Linked DNA regions of Mus musculus: region 2 is linked to region 1. Evidence: chromatin loops called from intact Hi-C (ENCODE). Cell type or tissue: heart. All regions are shown on one strand. Links, peaks and the distances in the headings refer to the core of each region. The heading gives the core; the rest is flanking DNA.

Evidence for each region. A loop is a pair of places that touch in the nucleus more often than their neighbours do. Peaks named below come from ENCODE experiments on the same cell type or tissue, not always from the same donor. Only the 100,000 strongest peaks of a DNase experiment are listed, where the experiment ranks them.
Region 2: it touches region 1 in a loop (5-fold over the local background); 1 of 42 quality-filtered maps calls a loop at or near these places.

The regions. Positions count from the first base shown.
Region 1 is chr10:127,287,628-127,295,192 of GRCm38, forward strand. Mbd6 (methyl-CpG binding domain protein 6) reads right to left here and starts at 1,391. Exons shown (of 13, transcript NM_001347171.1): 1 at 1,082-1,391; 2 at 1-63. It overlaps Ddit3 (DNA-damage inducible transcript 3), which reads left to right and starts at 3,166. Exons shown (of 4, transcript NM_007837.4): 1 at 3,166-3,264; 2 at 6,085-6,132. In heart, for the core only: no CTCF peak of the experiment used is centred there; DNase peaks (open chromatin) are centred at 1,404, 1,504, 2,304, 2,944 and 2 weaker places; H3K4me3 peaks cover 4,000 bases; H3K27ac peaks cover 3,924 bases.
Region 2 is chr10:128,088,718-128,094,378 of GRCm38, forward strand. Atp5b (ATP synthase, H+ transporting mitochondrial F1 complex, beta subunit) reads left to right here. Exons shown (of 10, transcript NM_016774.3): 9 at 240-441; 10 at 1,302-1,671. The coding sequence ends at 1,402. Baz2a (bromodomain adjacent to zinc finger domain, 2A) reads left to right here and starts at 4,066. Exons shown (of 30, transcript NM_054078.2): 1 at 4,066-4,133. In heart, for the core only: CTCF peaks have their summits at 2,414 (motif pointing right) and 3,924; DNase peaks (open chromatin) are centred at 2,434, 3,024, 3,614 and 3,994; H3K4me3 peaks cover 2,218 bases; H3K27ac peaks cover 1,966 bases.

The sequences.
Region 1 (7,565 bases), core at 1,255-5,254:
TGAACATCTCTGCAAACATTGTGGGATCCAGTCTAAAGCCGGGGCCACCAGCTTAGCCCACACCTGCAATACAAGGAAAGAGAAGGGCCTCTCAGTCTACCAACTCAAGAAACACCACAGCCCAGAGCACTCAAGGAAAGGACCATAAATAACATGACGTAGCGCCTGTAAGGACCTCAGGATCTGCTGGCCATGTCCACAACGGTCCCCTCCAAGCCCAGTCCCTAGAGACCAGAGGAGTTCAGCACCTCAACTCCCAAGGACCACAAAACCATTCCCTAATTTCTTGACATATGAAGGCCTAGTTCCCTTTGTCTAGGCACAGAAGACTTCAGCTAGGAGTGTGGGCAAATTCCCATAATGCCAGGCCACTAGGAAGTTTCCCAGTGTCTGGCCACTGCTGTGCCCTCCCCCAGGAAGATCATATAAAAAGTACAGATTGCCCCACAGGTCACCAAGCAATTGCCCAACTGCCTGGCAGGGTAGTGCCAGCTGAAATCCCCCCATGCCCACTCCATCCAACAATCTCGGATCTAATTCATTTGGACCTCCAAAGAGGCTGGAGCCAGAGCTCTGTCTTCCTCCAGGATCCTGAGAACTCCTGGTCCTCTCAAGCCGACGAAAAGGGGATTCATAATCCCCCACTGGCTTCCAATTAACAACAAGAAGCATTCCCTGACATGTAGGGACGGCCCTTAGACCTGCAAGTACCCCTCACCAACCTCACCATCGCTCCCGCCGCACACTGACGGCTTCCAAACTTTCCCTCTCATAACAAGGCGCCCTGTCACCCAGACTGCTTCCTTCAGCTCGGGGAGGAGGGGAAGGCAGGCGCACGAAGTAGGAAGGAACTTGGGGAGAGGGCGGGTGGAGGGTGGGCGAAGCACTGAAGGGAGCGAGGTCAGGAAGGCAGAAGTCAGGCACTTTGGGAGGAGAAATGGCGGGGGCAGGTGAGGGTGCGGGGCTGTGGATGGGGCCAGGGAAAGGGGCCGAAAGGACGCGGAGGGGGCAGAGGGTAGGGACAGAAGGGGAGGAGAGAGAAGGGAGGGGGAGGGGCGGGGGGGCCGGGCCCCGCACTCACCGCGGCCCATGGTTCGGCTGGCCCCGCCCTGCGCAGTCGCGGCCCAGAGGGTGAGTGGGAGGGGGTGGGAGGTGGGTCGGTGGAGCCCGAGCCTCCGGTACGGCCCCGGCCGGTCTTAGCAGGAAGCGCCGCCGCCGCCGCCGCCGCGGATCACCGAGCGGCCTCCCGCGCATGCGCCATAGGGGCCAGGGGCAGCCCTGGGGATTCCGTTCCCAGAAGGCACCGCGCAGGCTGCTACCGCCGCCGCCGTCGCTGCCGCCGCCACCGCCGCAGCCGCCGCCGCCGCCGCCGCCGCTGCCCGGACGGGAGAGGGGCGGGGCCGGGCCCCCGCCCAGCGGACAGCAGCGAGCCAACAGGAGGGGACGCAGTGCGCATGCGGGAGCGCGCCTACCCCTCCCCCACAACCCCCCATTAATCCCCAAGAGAACAAACACCCCACGCGGCCCCCCCCCACCCGCCCTCCGCGGAAGGATCTGGGCCTCTTCCCAGGCCACTGGTGGCCAATCCCAGTCCTCCCTCGGGAGGGGCCCCTTCCGAAGCCACAATCTGTTGGGGGAGTCAGGAATGTCAGGTCCGGGAGGGGCCAGCCCTAAAAGATGAAAGTCGCGACTTGCCCTGCCCCGCCCCAAAGGCTTCCCGGGTAGTGTGCAGAGACTTGACCCGCCTCTCCAGGTCAACATGTCACAACACGACCTCAGCCTGTCAAGTCACATGACCTCTGCCTGTCACTGACAACCTGGTCTGTCTTTAGGCCAGGAGAGACCATCTGGTCCAACCCACCCCCCACCTCTACTAACAGAAGGGGAAATGAAGGTCTGGAGCGAAGGAGCAGTCTGGCCAAGGACCTGTCACCGTCGCACCATCCAATAGCAACCGGTCTTGGTTCAGTTTCTACTTAAACTCTGGCTTGCCCCTCTTGAGTCTACGACAGACTATGTAATAGGCCACCACATGGCCTCTGTTTTCATGGCACAAAAAAAAAAAAATACGTTTTGCAAGATGTTTTTACTTTTACTCAAGTTTTCTCCACAGAGCTGCTTTTTACCTTTATCGTTGTTTAATTTACAAATGAGTAAGGTAGAATCCTTGGACAAATTAAACTAGAATCTGTGTTTCCTCTGATGACCCAGTCCAGGGCAATCATGCGTTCAAGTGCATGCACGTCCCAGGCTCTACTGTAGGTCGTGAACTCAGACAGCTAGAGGCAGGAGGCCAGCTCCTCAGCAGGGAGTCACAGGACTCGCTATCTCGGAGAAGGAAGAGGGTGGATACTGGGCTTAGTGAAGGGCGTAAGAGCATCACACAAAGCAGGGGTGGGATGAGGAGGAGGCAGCAATCTACACTCTGTAAAGAACTTCAATCCTAGCACGTAATGGACGATTCAGAAACAAGCGTTAAAGGTGCCTCTCTGAGAGAAGCGGGTGGACTATCAAGGAACTCAGTCTTTGGGACGCATTAGAAGGCTAAAAGAGGAGGAGAGCTCTTAAAAGATTCGAGGAGATGTCAATCCAGGTGAACAAATTGGAAACTTTAAAGAGGTTCCAGAGCCCCGGTGCCCATTAGCTGGGAGGGGCCAGGGAAAATGGGAGCCTTTCATGGAGGAGTAAGTTAAAGGTGATGGGAGGTGGGCAGACAAGTTCAGGAAGGACAGCCGTTGGGGCCGTTGGACACTGGGAGCTGGCGCTCCGCCCTCTTTCCTCTCTCCCCCATAGCCCCCCTCCCGCACCTCCCACCACCATCGACGTCCCCTGCGCGTGCGCGCGCGGACACCGGTTGCCAAACATTGCATCATCCCCGCCCCCCCATCCCCTCCCTCGCCGCGCTCTCCTCCGCGCGCGCGCATGACTCACTCACCTCCTCCGCGAAGCCGCGTGACCCAAAGCCACTTCCGGGTCCGAGACAACGTAGACTCTCAAGCCAGAGGGCGCGATGGGGGTGGGGCCGTGAGACTCCTGAGTGGCGGATGTAAGGGATGAGGCGGAGCCAGTGCCAGCGTGCCGCTTTCTGATTGGTAGGCTCCTGGACCCTGCCCCCCCCCCAGGAGGGGCCGGACAGCATAAAGGATACTCGCTCTCCGCTCTTGAGGTCAGTTATCTTGAGCCTAACACGTCGATTATATCATGTTGAAGATGAGCGGGTGGCAGCGACAGAGCCAGAATAACAGCCGGAACCTGAGGAGAGAGGCGAGTACTGGCTCCGTCTAACCCTTACCTTCCCATCCTGGCCAGCATAGCTATTTTATAAAGTTGGAGACAACTGTTCTGGAGGATGTAGCCCCACCCCTTCCACTGTAAGCTTGTAGACTGGGAAGGGTGAAGGCCGGGAATCCCTGATTCAGGAATGGTGCTTACAGGCCCTCTCTTGCATTGGGCGATTGCATTCCCGTTCCCTTGTCTCGAGTTGGTCCCCACTCTGCAGAGGGACTCCGGTTGCCTTCGGGAACTTGTCTCTGTAGTGCGAACTGCGGGCCAGCTTAGGCCTGGGCAGTTCGCAGGAAAGGCGGGGCAGCAGGACACACCCCCAAAGTCGGGGACTCTGGCTGTCTCAGCCTTTTCTTCACCAGCCTCATTCCCCCCAACTCTTTCAAGCTGAAGCGCCTCAGTCAAGGGGCCAACATGGCCACGTTAGTAGCTGACTCTCAAGTTCAAGAGAACGCGAAGACTGACAGATCTTTGCGAGTGGGGGTGCTGGTGGGAGGAGCATAGATGGGTTTTTCCCTTTTCCCCAGAGGTTTCTAGGTTTCCATACAAGAGAGCAGCCTGGATCTCTTTAACTATGGGAAATTATTTGGGATCTCTCCAGGGTCTTCTGCTTCTCCCAGGGCTGATTGATCTCTGCTTCTTTCCTCAGTCCCGTCTCCTAACTAAACTGTGTAACCATTGCGTCAGGCCAGCCCACTGTTTGTCTCTGCACCCTCAGGCCTGGGGCTCCTCTGCTGATGAAAGCCAGGTCCCACACACTGGAAGACCAAGGGAGTTTTCCCTAGAGGACAACCCTGCAGAGAAACACTCAGGGCAATATTGCATCTGCAGTCCCCAGAGACAGCCAGCTCCGCTCTGCCTTTAGGCTCAGTGGGCTTAATTCTCTATAAGGGAACTTGGGGGAGGGGCTTTTTCCCCATTCATTCCTAACAAATGCCTAATAAGCACCCACTATGTACCAAGTATCTGGGGACCCAGGGTATATTAGGAGCAAAAGATAAAACTGTTCTCAATAAAACTTACATTTCAGTATAAAGCAAAAGGGAAAAAAAAAACAAAAGCAGGGCAGAATAGTTCAGGGCGGTGACTAGAGGTTGTCATCAGAAGCCAAGCCTGTGAGCCAAGCCCCGGTGTTAGAGCTTTATAGAAGGGAGAGGCTGAGCAACAGAGTTAAGATAAGCATGCCATGCCGGTATCTTTAGGAACAGGACTAGAGTAAGCAGGAGAGGGTGATGAAAGGAAACTCAAGCAGCCGGTCTCATAGAGCCTTGCAAGCACCCTCATGATGCTAATCTTTAACAATCATGAAACAGGAAGCCATTGGGGGATCTGAGCAGAGGAATGATCATAGCACATGCATTTAATTCCAGCACTCAGAGAGGCAGATCTCTGAGCTCCAGGCCAGCCAGGGCTACATTATGAGACCCTGACTCAAAATAAATACAAAAACAAAGGGTTAGGTATGTAGCTCAATAGTACACTGCTTGCCTGGTATGTAGAGGACCCTAGGTCAACCCACAGCCGTGAAAATAAAGTAAAAGACAAGAATAGAAACAGGAGGTCTCAGCTGAACATAGTGGCACAGCCTTTAATCCCAGCACTTGAAAGGCAGGCAGATCTAAATTCAAAGCCAGAGAGTCTACAAAGCAAGTTCCAGGACAGCAAAAGCTACATAGTGAGACCCTGTCTAAAAGAGAAAGAAAGGAAAGGAAAGGAAGAAAGAAAGGAGAGATTTCAAAGAGGCTTCCAAAATAATCCAGGGAAAGAAATGTATGGTAAATTTATATCTGGAGCCAGGCAGTGGTGGTGCACGCCTTTAATCCCAGCATTTGGGAGACAGAGACAGGCGGATTTCTGAATTCGAGGCCAGCCTTGTCCACAGTGAGTTCCAGGACAGCCAAGGCTACACAGAGAAACCCTGTCAAGAAAAACCAAAAAAATAAATAAATGAAAAATAAAAAATTGCATCTGGAAATAATGTAGTAATGAGAAATACTTAGGTTTGGGGTACTTTTAAAGTTGTCAGTGCTTTAGGCTGAGCTGTGGTATCTGAGAAAGGGGCATCAAGGATACCAAAGTTTTTGGCTTTCAGCACCTAGAGTTGCCATTTAGTAAGAACTATACAGCCTTGGTAGGAAAGGCCTTTCATGTAAGCTGAACGCCTGCTCAACACTGCCAAGGAGCTGGAGATCCCAGAGCAGGTCTGCACTGAGGCTGCCAGTGGGGGGATGGAATCTGAGCAAGCACTGCTGAGTTTACTCTTCCTTCCCTCTAGTTCTGTCTCCCTTTGGCGGACTTGAGGTCTATCTGGGATTTAGAGAAAACTTAGTTGGCCAGGACTTTGCTATTATGTAATCAAGACGGCAAATGTCAGCAACTAAAAATAAAGTTAAGCCTGCCTCTGTCCTTGGAGTTGGCTTCAGGGACACACACGCTGCAAGACACACGCCTGTGTGTGTGTGTGTATTACAAGAGAAGAAATGGCTTCAGGGACACACCCGCTGCAAGACACACACACCTCTGTATGTGTGTGTGTGTATTACAAGAGAAGAACTGGAGCCTGGTCTGCAGAGTTGTTGAGTTCCAGAATTCCAGGATGCCCAGGGATGCACAAAGAAACCATCTCACAACCCATTTTAGAAAGGATCTAGAAAAGGGCTAGGAGGAGTTAGAAAGGATCTAGAGAGGGGCTAGGAGGAGTTAGAAAGGATCTAGAGAGGGGCTAGGAGGAGTTAGAAAGGATCTAGAGAAGGGCTAGGAGGAGGCTGGAGGTAAAGGACTGTTTTTTCCTTTTCTCCACAGTGTTCCAGAAGGAAGTGCATCTTCATACACCACCACACCTGAAAGCAGGTAATCTTGGCCACCCTCTCAGTCAGCTGCGAATGCTGCTCATGTTGCTTTGCTGGGGGAGAGTTAGACAAGGCCTTCATCTGAACAAGCTTTTGCTGTCAGACCATGTCTTTCTCTGACCCCATAATGTTGTTTGAGAGCTGGCTTTCGAAGTCAGCCTCAACAATGGCAATTGGTTTGTCTTCCCAACTCTCAGTCCACACCAAGATTAGACCCAAAGGACCTTTTGCCCAAGCTTCCCACACGAGAGAAAAAAAGAGTACAAATGGCCTGGTAATTGCCCCTGGAAATTACCAGTAGTGTTCCCAAGAGAGTTGAATACTTTTACTGTAATCCTGTAAGAATATATATGTATAGCCAAGCCCAGTGACTGTTCCTCTCTCAGAACTTGAGAGGATCCTGAAGTTATCTGTAGTAAATCCTTCTCAATAAAGGGTATGTTCTATCAGGTGTAGTGGTGCATACCTTTAGTCCCAGCACTTGGGAGGCAGAGGAAGGTAAATGTCTGAGTCAAAGCCAGCCTATTTTGCAGAGTGAGTTCCAGGGAAGCCAGAACTATATATACAGAGAAACCCTTTCTTGAAAATACACCCCCCACCCTCCAAGTTTTGTTTCCAGGAGCTAGAGAGATGACTCAGTGGTTAAGAGCACGTGCTCTTCTTGTAGAGGATCTAGTCTAACTCCCAGTACCCAAATGGCAGTTCAAAACCATCTATGACTCTAGTTCCCAGGGAATCCATTCCCTCTTGTGGCCTCCATGTCTACCAGGAACACACACACAGCACACATTCAGGCACTCACTTATATATGCATAGATAATAAAATAAATATATCTTTGGGAAAAAAAAAAAGATATTTAAGGTTAGGTAGCCAGCCTGGATTAAGCTTGGTAGTGACCAGCATATAAATGAAAACAAAACAAAAAGTTGGAAAGCTGTGTGGGGGTGGTGCATACTTTTAATCCCAGCCTTCAGGAGGCTGAGGCAGGTTGATCTCTGAGGCCAGTGTGAGTTCTAGGACAGGCAGGGCTACACAGAGAGACCCTGTCTTGAACAAACACCAAAAAGAATGGCAATGAGAGCCCGGAGAAAGCCTATCAGTTCCACACCCATGCTGCCTGTGTGCCGTACCTGAGTCAGGTTTCCAGCAGCCACAGAAGGTGGCTCACATGGCCTGGACCTCCAGCTCCAGGAGAGCCAATGAATGCTGCTGGCCCCCAGACACTGAATTACATCCGTTTCAGGGTCCTGGCCATGGTGTGCATGTGATCATCTGGACAACTTTTGAGAGTTGGATCTGGCAGGGTCAAAGTCAAGGCTGCTAGGCTTGAGAGGCAGCCATCTCCCCATCCCGACACACCATCATTAGTGTGTGTGCAGGTCAGAGAACAACTTGTGCGAGTTGACTCTTCACCTCCACCCTCTGCCAATGTA
Region 2 (5,661 bases), core at 1-4,000, 800 kb after region 1:
GTCAGACTGGCAGTAGTGGTGCACATCTTTAATCCCAGCACTCAGGAGGCAGAGGCCAGCCTGGTCTACAAGGATAGCCAAGGCTACACAAAGAAACTCTTTCTCAAAAAAATAATCAGTTGTTTTCTAACCTAGTTGAATAGGCAGAATAAGACACTAACCTTGGTTGATGGCTTCCTGGACCTTCTGAAAGTGTAGGCACTTAACTCTGTCCTTCCTTTCATCTTGCTTGCTTTTAGGACTACAAATCTCTCCAGGACATCATTGCCATCTTGGGTATGGATGAACTTTCTGAGGAAGATAAATTGACTGTGTCCCGGGCAAGAAAGATACAGCGCTTCTTGTCTCAGCCATTCCAAGTTGCTGAGGTCTTCACGGGTCACATGGGGAAGCTGGTGCCCTTGAAGGAGACCATTAAAGGATTCCAGCAGATTTTAGCAGGTGAGGTTTTTTCTTTTTATCAAGCCTAGCCATAAAAGTGAGAGAAAACAAGCCTATCTTCTCATTCTAACATGATCAAATGAAATGATACATACCTTTCTTTTCTTTCTTAAAGATCTATTATGTGTATGTACACTGTAGTTTTCTTCAGACACTCCAGAGACAGCGTCAGATCCCATTACAGATGGTTGTGAGCCACCATGTGGTTGCTGGGAATTGAACTCAGGACCTTTGGAAGAACAGTCTATGCTCTTAACCTCTGAGCCATCTCTAGCCCCCTTGTCTATACTTTTCTTAAAGTATACCATTAAAGGCCATTACCCTGCCTTCCATTAACTGTCCCATGTCACTGAGTTGAAAGTGAGAATTTTAACTCAGGTGCTCCAGATTACGGGTTTTTAAGTGCTTGTGTGTCTGAGTGTTGTATGTGATGTGAGTACACGATCCCATGAGGAGTTAGATCCTCCCAGAACAGTCAGTGGAGGTTAGGAGTGGTGTCTGGTCACTGGAATTAGAGGTGATAAAGCAGTAGTCAGTGTTAAACCACCACTCAAGCCCCAAACATATTCTTGATCTACTACATCTTGTCTTAAATTACACACTTTACACTTTAAAAACAATTATACTTGGAAGGGGGTGGATATGGTGCACACCTTTAGTGCTGGGACTCCTAAATAGATCTAGGGGCTTGAGTTCCAGGTCAGCCAGGAACACACCCCCACCCCCCAAAAGTAAATTTCACGTGGAAGTTGAAAAGTTTCCTTGCATGATAAGGTTTCACAGTGGGCTCAAGTGGTGAGGTGTACATGCTGCAGGAAGCTGATATAACTCAGCTTCTTACTGTGTTTTCCCCTATGTAGGTGAATATGACCATCTCCCAGAACAAGCCTTCTACATGGTGGGACCCATTGAAGAAGCCGTGGCAAAGGCTGATAAGCTGGCAGAAGAGCACGGGTCGTGAGGGACTCCAGCCAAAGGCAGCACTGCAACTGATCTCTCCATATCAAGCGAGAGCTCAGGTTTCCTTCCATGCAGGCCACACAAGAGCCTTGATTGAAGATGTGATGTTCTCTCTGAAGAGTATTTAAAGTTTTCAATAAAGTATATACCCCTCATTTATGTCTGTTTATGTTGCTTCTGAAACAGCTTATAATTGAGCTCACAGTGGTGGGCCACATTTAGGAAATTGTTAGAAACAGGATTATTATTAAAAAGATCAATTTATTAATGAGATTCTATGGGCCTTGTGTTTCATAATAGGCTCAGCTTTGGTTTTTGCTCCAACTATCACTAAAGTGTTTTTCCCCTGGAGAAAATAGATAAACTTATTCAAGACAGGGATTGCGTTTTTAGGAAATGCTGACTATCTGTCACAATTGAGGGTCTTGTCTAGGTACTCATTCAGAAAATTCTTAATATATTGCCAGAAATTTGAACAAGCCTAGCTGTGCATGTTTGTGCTTGAGTCTTCAGGGCAAAAAAAAAAAATGGTCTCTTAAGATCCCTTATGAAAAAGTTTTAAGGCTTCGGTGATGTTACAAAGAGTAATCTTGATACTGTTGCCACTGGGACTTTTGAAAAGCAGTACTTCCTCTTCATAAAAATGGGTACCTTAGCACACACTATGCTAGGATGTATTTTGTGCCTTACAACGTGTTTGAGCCCAGCCAGTGGCCTCTTGTGGAAGCATTTGACACTACAAGACCTGCAATCTCACCATTTTGAAATCTATTTAAGGCTATTTGCAAGGAGGTATTTCTATAGTCTAATGACTATTTACAAACCAGCTGGAGTTGGCCTGGGGAGGAGCCTACATCTATAAGTTTCACCTTGTAAGGTTGTCCACTTGGGGTAGAGCTCTGGACAGCTCAACTCCCAATTCTGAGCTCTGTGACCTAAAGGGCTCTGGGAAAGGTTCCTGGGGTGGAGTAGAGGCTTGAGCTTCCATCTGTCTATGACGTCCTTGGCTCCAGTCCCTCCTGTGTCAAGATTAGGACAGAAGGTGGCGCCCCTGAGTTGCCTGTTCTTGGTAGTTTGCTCTTGGAGCTTGGGTTGGGGGAAATGCTGTTACCGGGTGGGGACAGCTCCAGATCCTGACTCGAGTCGGCAAAAAGCTGATAAAGACCTAAGAGTACACAGGTCACCTCTTTCTGCTTTGTCACCCAAGTACAGACTTGGAAACTGATATTTTAAAGGTCATTTCCATCCCGGTGTTCGTGTTCTCTAAGGTTTGTAGAGAACCTTTCTCTCTCGCTAGCTGTAACTCTTTGTTTCCTTCATCCTTTACTGTCCCCTTCAACCACAGTCCTAAAGTATTAATATAGTTCTAACCTTCCTCCATATTTCTCCGGTCGGCCCTGTCCTCGCCTCCTCCCTCTCTCCACCCAATGAAAGCCCCGCCCTTCCCTCCTCCCTCCCACCCCAGTCTGTCATACAGGGACATCACCCTACAGCAGTTCAGGCTGTGTCGTTCGCAGGAAGCATACATTGGCTTTTTTGGGGTTTGCGAGTTCCCAGCCCATAGTTGGACAGGATCCAACAGTAGCCTTCAATTGAAGCAAGACCCAAGGACAGTGAGAATCTGGGTCCTAATCCTGAGTCCTGCCAGCCTGACATGGGTAAGTATGATAGCTGCCCCTGGGAAAGGCCTGAGGGATGCCCAGCTCCCTCTCTGGCTGACTCAGCAGGGGTGGGGCCTAACCTTTGCTCTTTTGGGGGAGTGAAGGAAGAGAAACGGACTGTGGGGGGGACACGGGGCTTAGCTGGTGAGCTGCTGAGCATTGGCAAGCTCCAGCTCTAAGGAAGAGCCTGGGGTTGTATCTTAGGTTAGGGCTTCCTTCCTCACCCTAGAACCCCCCGCTCCAATTTAAGTGCAGAGATTCAAGTAGTATTTTACTGTATTCATTACTAGTTCAGTCTTGGTCTTGTAAGAGATGCTTCCCCTCCCCCTAGTTTCTCTCGGTGTTTCTTCCTCCCCCCTTTAACCCACCACCGGGTCGGGGCTGCACTGAGCAGCTGCTTCCTGTTGCCCCAGAGGTTGCTGCAAGGGTGGTGGTGGTGGCTGGGGCCAAACCGAGCAATGAATAAAGTCGATTCTTAGCCCTGCATCAGCCTCACGACCCTGTTACGGATGGCCTCCACCATTGACAGGACAGAGAGCGTTTTGCCTCTGTGGTTTCCTGATTCCAGATTTGTACAGCTGTAGTACGGATAGGGCCGGGAGAAGCCTGTTTACCTAGCAGGGCGCTGTGCGTGACCCCGACATGCTCTCGGCCTTGAGTTCCCTCTCCTGCTCTCCTAGGCCTCCTTGAATCTTTGTGGCTCCCACTGTCTCTCCAGCCTCCTTTGTGAATAAGTCTTAGCTGGGCGCCCCGTGCCGGCAAAAAGAGCTCTTCAAGTACTCCAGTTCAGACCCACCGCTGTCCCCAACTACGCCGCAGAAGTTTCTGTCTTTTCCTGCATCTGGGATCCTTCCTGGTTCTGGCCCCTAGGAGACGCCACCCGCCGTCCCCTCCCCCAGCGGAGCCTTCGCGACAGCCGTCCCTGAGCGCTCGTCCTCACCCGGGTGGCTCCTGCCCCTTTAAGCGCCGCCCCCCCCCCCTCCGCCGCCGGCCTCGGGCTGGGGGAGGAGGCGCCGCCGCCCGGCTCGGCCACCTGCGCCGCCGCCGCCGCCCGGCCCGGCCCTGCTTCAGGTGAGGCCCGGCATCCGCCTCCAGGCCCGGGGTCCAGGGCAGGGCGTCCCCGCAGCCGCTTCCTCCCCTGGGATCCAAGCTCTGACCTTCCCTGCGCCCGCTGCCCTTGCTCTCTCCCCCGCCCTGCCTCCTCGCCCGTTCCTCCCCTGTCCTCTGCGCCCGGGATCCGGAGGCTTCTCACGCCTCTCCGCCATCCTCTCCCGGGAACCCCTCCTATTCCGGCCCTGGATCTCCCCTCCCCCGCGCCTCCCTCGCCAGAAAGCTCTCCCGCGGTCTGGGTTTCGCCTCCTCTTCTCTGGAACTAGCGCTTTCCCACGCCATCCTAACCCCGGAGGGGGGGGGAGATAACCGCCACCCCAACCCCTCTCCTGGTAGTGCGGGGGGCGGGGGGTACGACGCACGTTACGGGCGCTGTCCGCCCTGCTCCGCTCACCCTTCAAGTTCAGCTAAGTCTCACCTAAAGCTTTTCTTGCCGAGTTTGGGGTCGGACCCGAGCACCGCCCCCTGATCTCGGTGGGAAGGGCGCTCGGCCCCGCTGGAGCTGGCCCCTCCCCCTAGTCCGGGCGCCGGGGGCAGCGGCGCTGCGGGAACCTTGTGATACTCCGCTTCAGCGGCTGTTGCGGCAGAACAAGACTGGGGCTAAGTCTCTAAGGGATTGGGGGTGCTGGGTAAGGCAAAGGAAGCCCAACCTTCTCTATTTCAGGTTACTCCAGAAAACAAAACAAACAAAAACCCCGAGATGTCACTGTCTTATATGCCTATCATATGCCCAGCTGTCCGTTGGGGAATTTGGAGACTAAATCCGAGGGGCGCAGACCCACTTGGAGAAGGGGAGGGGTTACAATCTTTTTGGCATATTATGAGAGAACCTAACCTTACCAAAATACGGTGAGATTGTCTCCTCCGAACCTGAGTGCCGAAAAGGAACCAATGGGAATTGCTACAGGGCCAAGAGCTGTGGCTAAGGCAAGATCGGTTCAGTCATGGAGTGGGAGGTCTTTATAATTACCCTACCTTCAATAGGAAATACTCTTTCCATCCAGCTGAGCCCCGAGCTCCTTCTCTAGTGCCCCTGCCTCCAGAATTAGTAGAATGGGTGTCAGGGTTTGTCTTATACTACTCTGAGTCACAACTAAAGGTGCTGGGAAGGGCGCAGTGTGTGTGTCCTGTAGTGCTTAAGGTTGGATGCTTGGAGTGTCTTGAAGAGGAAAGGGAAGGTACAGCTAGGATGCATACCACCATCTCATAGCCCCAGCCATCTGGCTCCAGAGTGGCTGGCACAATGACAGCTGACCCAGAGACAGGGAGGTACAGCAGGAACTTGGAGGGTGAGAAGGCGGTGGCAGGTGTTTATCGCCACTTCACGTCTCATCATCCTCTGGCTTGTTTTGTGGGAGGTTCAGTCTGTTCCCCAGACACTCTTCTCACAGGTTGCTAATAAAATGACCGTTGGCCCCTTTCTCTTTGGAGTAGCTTCTTGAAGGGAGGCTTGTTGGCTAACCAGCCACATTGTTATGGGGATTGACAA